3 separate regions of the Homo sapiens genome follow, and all the other regions are linked to region 1. A link is a loop called in an ENCODE intact Hi-C map of the cell type or tissue named here. Cell type or tissue: heart right ventricle. All regions are shown on one strand.

Region 1 (2,500 bases):
CTCTGATCGTGGCTGTGAAAGGTGACAGCTATACGACTACATGGAATACCATCTCAGCTGGCAGCCTGACACCTTCAAGAGCTGTGCTGAGTACAAGCAAGAAGAAATTAAGTTGAGTAGAAAGAGAGTCGGTTGTAACCCAAGAATATGGTCTGCTTTTACTATGTGTTTGCGATTGTTGCTGGAACAGAATTTAAGCCACGTTTGCACATTAATTGTTCTTTTATTAGGAAACAAATCAAGCAATCCATGACAGAAAGTAAAATTCGACTGTACTGCTAACAGTTCCCCAGAGGTATCCAACGGTGATTATTGAGTTAAATGACTACATTGCTAACAATTGCAATTGCAAGTCAGTCCCCTATAAGATACATTTTTGCTCTCAATATGTGGATTCTGAAACCCACTAGTAAATGAATTCATTATCCCCTTATTCATTTAACTGTCTCTCTCTTCCCCCATCCCAAATCATGTTTTGCCACATTGTTAAGAGGCTGTTTCTAAAGGTTTTTTGTTTGTTTGATTTTTACTATCATTCCTTCCAAAAACCGTCGTGGCTCAAGAAATATGTCTTAGAGTAAGGAAAAAGGAAATTGCCTTTTGATGACAAGCTTCCGCCCCGACTTTTGGACACTGAGACCAACATGTTACAGCAAAACATATTAGCCCAACTATGTTATGGATGTAACCTTATAAATTGAAATTGCTTTCAAGATTGGGAATTTTCAGATCAAAAGAACATGGAAAACACACTACTTAGTTTTAAAATGTATTTGTCCAAACTTGCCAAAAGTTTTAAATAAAATACTTTAAAGGAAATCAAGTTATTGTCATATTTATACTAGATTTGAAATACTAACAATTTCTGAATTTAGGAATAAAATAAGATAAGTCCATTTTTAAGTCAACATTTACAGTATTCTTGTTTTGACAAATACAGATGTTCATGAGGAACCCTGGGGAAAAAAAATCTAATTTAGATGGTCTAGTTGCCGTTAAACTGGAAAGGAGAGGACAGATATATACAGAAAATCCCCATTTCTACAAATGTGTGAGGCTTAGAATGCACCAGTTCTCCAATACAAGCTAATCCCATTCGTTTAAGGAGCCCCTGGCACAAAGGCACCCACTTGCTAAATATATGCTATATCGCAGGTTTGCAGAAACCACCCTGCCCAGGTAGACCCAAAAGAACCACAGATTTCTTCCCAAACCATATTCCAGGATTTCTTTTCTTTCTCCTGCATTCTAAAGAGCAAACAAAGAAAAGGTGCTCGCTCCTCACACTTCTCTAAATGTTTTAACAAAAGGCTGCTGAATAAACACATTACTCATTTAAAAATTGAAAAGAAGTTCTATTCCTGATATGAAAGCAACCAGATTTGCATTTTAATAGTTGTGGGCGAGCGCCACCTGGCGGGAGCATCCGGAACGGGCGGCGTTCAGCACTGGACAGCTTCCCGAGCCGGTACGGGTTTTACCGCTTGCTACCCAAGAACGATTCGAGACCCGTGATGGAATATTTTTGATCCTGTTTCTGCCGCGGGAACGTGAGTGGTATTAATGTGTGGTTGGCCGGTCATGCCTTAGAGGATATAAAATCTGAGTCACGAATCATGCCTGGATCCCCAGGACTGCCCCGGGCATCCTCCCTAGTACCCCTCCCTCCCCTAGCACACCTAACACACCCCCCAAAATGAGGAAAACAAGAATTGTGCACCATCTTTAGAATGGTGCTGTAGCTGTCCCTCTTCTCTCACTTGCTAATCCAACCTTTCAGCTTCACACACCTCAAAAGGAGTGTCTTCGTCACCCAACTTCCCAGCCAGGGAAACAGGCTGTCCCTTCACAGAAGTCGCCTATTCCGCTTCCATTTTAGTACCAAGCAAGGAAGGCTCTAAAGCATTTCCAACGGAATGTCCTTCCAGCGGCCCTTAACCTCAGACGCAGCTTGTGCAAAGACGCTGTACCTCCCCACAGGTTCGTTCTTTTGCTCTTTCTTTCTTCCTTTCCTTCTTTCGGTGAAATAATAAATGGGCACAGCTGTTGCTTAGCGATCCGAAACCAGCCTGTTCCTGCGTCCCACGGGCTGATCTCAGCCTGTCCCCGCAATCCCAGCCACCTCAGGCCGGCGTGGTTACACCAAAAGCAATCGGTGCTAAGAAACTTTAAGGTGATTTTGAACTTGGAAGTACACCTGCAGCACTCCCTTCTCTTCCCTCCGCCGCTACTCTTGGGGGGGGGGGGGCTCGGGGGTGGAAGCTGCCTGCGGTGGGGCTTGGTGATGTGTAAGACCCTGGACTGTGGTGCCCTCCAGCACCCGCCAACGTGCCTTTAGGAGCACGGCAGGCACCACCCCCCCGCCCCCGCTCCCCCTACTCTGGGGAACTACCTCTGCTCACCGCCTTCCCGTGGCCAAACCCAAATATGAGTTCCCCGAACTTTTCAGGAGCGGACGCGCTCACGGGTCAAATCCACTCCCCTCCAAGGGCCTTAACAC
Region 2 (2,500 bases), 1.4 Mb before region 1:
GTCAGTATGGAAAATAGCATATTAAAATATGTTCTTTATAAAATTAATATAAACTAAAAATCTTGAATGTCGAGTTACCATTTTTCAGAAAGAACAAATAATTTTTGGTGAAAGGATCCCCTGTCATGCAGGGCAGAGAGAGCAGAGCTTTCAGGAAGAAGCCCAGTCTTGGGACCATAATAGAATTTGAGCCTGCTTGCAGCATAGAGATCCTTAATTTCATTTCACAGATGATGAAATGGCTCAGAGAAGTTGAATTGGCAAATCATGCTGTAGCCAGGCTTAGGATCTATGTCTGTTTGATTCTAAGACTCACGTGCATTCCACCATCCTCTTTCAAACATCAGGAGGGGGTGAACTTTAAGGTCCCTTTCAAGTCTGAATTTCTACACCTATGAAGTCTCCCAACCATGTGGACCTGTGACCTCATCTTCCCTTCCTTAGGGGACTCCAGCCAGAGACTTACTGCCCTGGGGGAGCCTCAGTTGCTGTTCTACAGACCCAGCTTGTCAGAACCTCAAAGATAAGGCTTTTAAAGAACCTTTCAGCTCTTCCCCAACTAAGCATGACTCCATACAACTGCGGTTCTCATCTGCACATAATTTAATTCCTCTTCAGCACAAAGAGATGGTAAATCAGTTGTGCATGTGTATGTGTGTGAATGTGTGTGTGTGCACGTGTGCATGTATGGATATATATGTGCGTATTGTGTGTGGGGGGTAGTGAAAGGGAACCAGATAACCACACTTAACACTGGGGGTCAGTTCAAATTGTTCCCAGCAATCAACTCCCAGCAGGCTTGTCAATGCAATGCTTGAAGGCTTTCGTTCTGAGTTTCCTGGAAGAGAATTGAGACTTTTAGTTTTTAGCTTACCCATCATAAAAGAAGCTCTATTCGACTCCTTGTTCTACATCACACACACCACCCCTGTGTCCTTCCTAGCACTTTTTCCAGGGCACTAGTATCTCAGTAATTATTTGAGTTATGTTGCCTCCCCTACTAGACTATATGCACTATAGCAGACAGCGACCATATTTGTTTTCCTCATTGTGGTACACCCAGTGCCTTGTATAGGGCCTTGCACATAACAGGCACTCAATAAATATTTGTTAAATAAACGAACAAATCATTTAGTTCAAAAAATCAGTGTTTCCTTTGATGGGCAAGAAAGGCATGCTTGTGTAGTGGAAGGCCTGTGAAAAGCATAGTTTTTCCTTAATCTGCACCTGTGTATTGCATGTTAGTTAGCTCAGCAAATGTACATTTTCTCTGGGAAACTTCTGAAAACACAAAGGTTACATGCCATTGAATCCGTGCTGAATTTGGTGATTGATTTTATGTTTTTTTGATCTTTATAAAGGTTGGGCAGTGGATCAGGTTGTTAAATAGCAAAGCAGATATCCTTGTTAAGATATCCAAAGGTGTCAATTCTCAGAAACTGGGTTTACACACCCAGTGAAGGGCAGACACAGCCCGGTGGTGTTCTCCAAAGAGCCACAAGATGGTGCTGCTGTTGCTCCCCAGGCCTGGCCTTTTTGCTCACGCCTGTAGCCGCTGGAATAATTACAGTAAAAAGCTCTTTATAAGTTAGAAGTGATTGCCCGATAGAAACTCTGCTCGAATTTTGGCTAATGATGGAGACTTCTCACAATGAATGCTTTTGAAGAAGGCCTCAGTGAAAGCCTTGCATTCTTGGTGTATTTTCCAAAGGCACCAATTGAGAGAAGGAAAAATGGCTGGAAATGGCAGCCTCCTCCCCAAGAACCACCAGCAGACAGTGAGCCCTCCAGCAGCAAGGCTGGATTGATTGGCTGTTCTCTCAGGCATAACTCTGTCTCCAGTGGCATTTTCCCTCCTGGCCCTTTGAATCCTCTCCCACGGATCCAAGTTGTCTGTTAGCAGTTGTATCATTGAGCTGGGTTCTGTTCTAGCTGCTTGAAGTCTCTGATTTAATTGTAATGGGCTAGGCATGCATTTGTTCACTCATTCCTCCATTCATTCATTATGCATCCAGTACTTGCTGTGTGCCAGATACTGTGCTAGAAACTAGGAAAGCAACTGCAAATAAGGCAGCCAAAGATTTGGACTTGAGTTTTCCCCCGACCTCTGCTCTACCCTGATCCAGCCTGATTCTGGCCAGCCCTCGCCCATGGTGGAGGGACTCCTTTTCCCTCTGCCTCATTTTCCTATTGGGTCTATGCCTGGGTCTTGTACAGTTTGATGATCTGAACTGTAGCTTTAATACTGACTCTGAGAGAATGCCTAGGAGCCCTGCCTGTCCTGGACACCTTATCTGCTGGACAAAGAAACTGATCTGAGTTTGGGTGACTAACCAAACCTGTTTTCTTGGTACTGAGAGGAGAGATAGTCATGGGATGCAGAACTTTCAGTTTTAAGAAAAGTACTGATGAGTTTCCCAGGATGTGAGACTTTCAGTGCTAAAACCTGAAAAGTCCTGGGCAAATTGGGGTGGGTTTGTCACCATAGGTCAGCTTCCCC
Region 3 (2,500 bases), 1.3 Mb before region 1:
TTACATTAATATCCAATGCACGAATGCCAGGTACTGAGGGTCATTGGCAGCATCTTGAAGCTGTCAGCCACATATCCCAACCATGACTGTGATCAGCATACTGTTGGTCATTGTATTCCATTGTTACCGCTGTAATATCTTGGCTATTTCTTTCTCTGCAGCCTTACTACCTCTTTTGTGGTTCATTGTCATCTTTCACCTGGACAGTTGCAAAAGCCTCTTGGCTGGCCTTCCTGCCTTCTGTCTTCCTTCTTCCATCCATGTCCCGTTTCTGGCTTTGTGGCTGAGGCAGGAATGGGTGATGGTGGTGTGTGGTGAGCAAGGAGTCTAGTTCCAGACTGGTCCATTAGAGCATGGGTGGGTCCATTTGCAGAGTTATTACAGTCCAGGTCAGGTATGAGCCCCAGAGGCATGTTCTGGGTGGTGAGGAAGAGGACAGGTAGGAGTGACGAGAGTCTGAGCTTTCACGAGGAGCCTAAGAACCCTGGCTACAGGAGCAGGGGCTTGGAATAGAGGCCCAAAGCAGAAGGCAGAGCTCTGAATGTGGCTTCTTATTGGTGGTTCCATCTTCAGAATGCCATTCTGTGACTGTGCCTTGGAACCGGAATTGGGCACCAGTTGTCACCATGGGCCCTGTTGCACCAGGCAGGCTGCCGCTGGCCGCTGAGTGACCACTTGGTCCACTGCAGCCTCATGCGCCATTCAGCAATATCATTCCTTCCATGCCTTCCACCTGTAGAGACAGAAGGGGCGAGCCAGGAGCAGGGCTCTCCCAAGGCCTCCTTAGTGGCTGTGAGAAATTCGCTGATCTTGTTGGACGTGTCTTGCCAGAGTCTTCTTTCCCTTTGAAACTAAACTTGCTCTATTTTTAGAAAGCACAGAATAGCAGAGAGAACACAGGGTCTGGGGCAGGCAACTCTAAGATTGGAGTCTGTCTCTACTACTGATTACCTGTGTATCCTTGGGAAGTTATTTACCTTCTTTGAGCCTCAGCTTTTTGGTCTGTAAAATGGGGATAGCAAAGCTTACCCCATGAGATAAATATGAGAAAACATTCACAGGTGCATACAGCACAGTGCTTGTTCAATAGCGGGAAATCAAATCAAATGGTTTGGGAAGAGAAGTATGCAGAGCACATAGGGGCTGCCTCAGAGGTGGGTTCTTCAACCACACAGGTGTTGTGGATAGGATCCAGGGCTTCAGGGATGAGAAGCGGGGATTTGGCAGAGAAAGCTGTGGCTGATGTTTCTGGGAGGCAGATTTTGATTCCACACAATGAAAAATTTTCTGCCTTTCAGAGCTTTCCTGAACAAAGTTGCTTTCCTATGGAGGAGGTGAGTTTCTTGTCCTTAGAGGTGTTCAAGCAAAGCCAGAATGGCCACTTGGTGGGGATGTTGCAGAGGGGATAAAATATCAGGGCGATGCTTGCAAGAGAAGATTGCTAAGGTCCTTTCTAATCCCTGGGAATTAACATTTAAGAGAAATCTGAATGTAACAGATATGACATAAATACATGACAGCACTTTCTTAGCTGCAAGTCAGTGTGAGGAAAGGGGTGGTCATTGGATTTCCAAAGGCTGGGGTTTGAAGGCACTGCTGATTTAGGAAGGAGGTGGAGCCACAGCTCACATTTGAAGGGACCTCCTGCAGCTACAGAAATTACTCTTTGGAATAGACAAAGGACATATTGCAGGCAACCTGTGGTTTGTAGCATAGCTGGGGAAATCAGCATCCCAGGAATGGTTGTTACCCACCACTTGGACAGGAAATGTCACAGACAAAGCCTTGTTTTCTGCTGCAGGAATTAAAGTTCAGAGGCAGCTGCAAGAAAATCAATACCAAGCTGCTAAACCCTTAATGAACGACAGCAAAAGGCTGATGGTGTTGCCTAAAACAGCTTTTTTAAAGCTGCTTGTCTGGGGTGAGAGTGTTAACAATAATTGATTGAGCTCCTATGAGGTGTGGTTTCCAGGGTGCAGCTGCGCAATGTAGGGAAATGCATGTTGGATCCAGGAGCAGTCACCACGGGCTCATGTCTTGCTTGGAAGCTTAGTCATCGGGTTACTGAGTCAGTCATTAGTGTTAGCAACTTGGGAGTCCAGTTGTTAGGCCTATATGCATGCAGCCACTCCTCTCCACACCCCACTGGGTCGGGTCCTCTGGCAAAAGATCAATAGCCAGATCAGAATCAAAGTTCCTGTTTTAGCCATGATTGAACAAGTGCTCCAGGTCCCAATTCATTGCCCTCTGGGAGAAGCAGAGCTCGAGAAACTTGTTCTGGCTGCTAGGCTTAACTAGGCTTCCTGTTTCCTACTCACTTTTGCTTAAATCGGAGGTTTTTTTGTTCTGTTTTGTTTTTTTCAAACAAACCTATAACTCGACAGAGAAAATGAACAACCTGGCAGAAGGGAGGGCAAGGGTATATGGCACACCACCCATCGGTGAAGTGGAGCTCAGTAAATGCCACCCCCTGAATGACCCCATTAGCCATTCCTCCTCT

What was found. A loop is a pair of places that touch in the nucleus more often than their neighbours do. Peaks named below come from ENCODE experiments on the same cell type or tissue, not always from the same donor. Only the 100,000 strongest peaks of a DNase experiment are listed, where the experiment ranks them.
Region 2: a loop joins it to region 1, with 20 times the contacts of the local background. A loop is called at or near these places in 70 of 110 quality-filtered maps.
Region 3: it touches region 1 in a loop (3-fold over the local background); 10 of 110 quality-filtered maps call a loop at or near these places.

What each region holds. Positions count from the first base shown.
Region 1 is chr20:43,186,515-43,189,014 of GRCh38, forward strand. The region is part of intron 1 of PTPRT (protein tyrosine phosphatase receptor type T); the gene reads right to left. Among named protein-coding and RNA genes, the nearest start is that of PTPRT, 2.1 kb to the right of the region's middle. In heart right ventricle, a CTCF peak has its summit at 1,429 (motif pointing left); a DNase peak (open chromatin) is centred at 1,437; H3K4me3 peaks cover 835 bases; H3K27me3 peaks cover 2,236 bases.
Region 2 is chr20:41,737,277-41,739,776 of GRCh38, forward strand. No RefSeq gene overlaps it. Among named protein-coding and RNA genes, the nearest start is that of CHD6, 120 kb to the left of the region's middle. In heart right ventricle, a CTCF peak has its summit at 1,497 (motif pointing right); a DNase peak (open chromatin) is centred at 1,513.
Region 3 is chr20:41,887,970-41,890,469 of GRCh38, forward strand. No RefSeq gene overlaps it. Among named protein-coding and RNA genes, the nearest start is that of CHD6, 270 kb to the left of the region's middle. RefSeq lists an enhancer at 659-1,295. In heart right ventricle, a CTCF peak has its summit at 1,382; no DNase peak of the experiment used is centred here; H3K27me3 peaks cover 255 bases.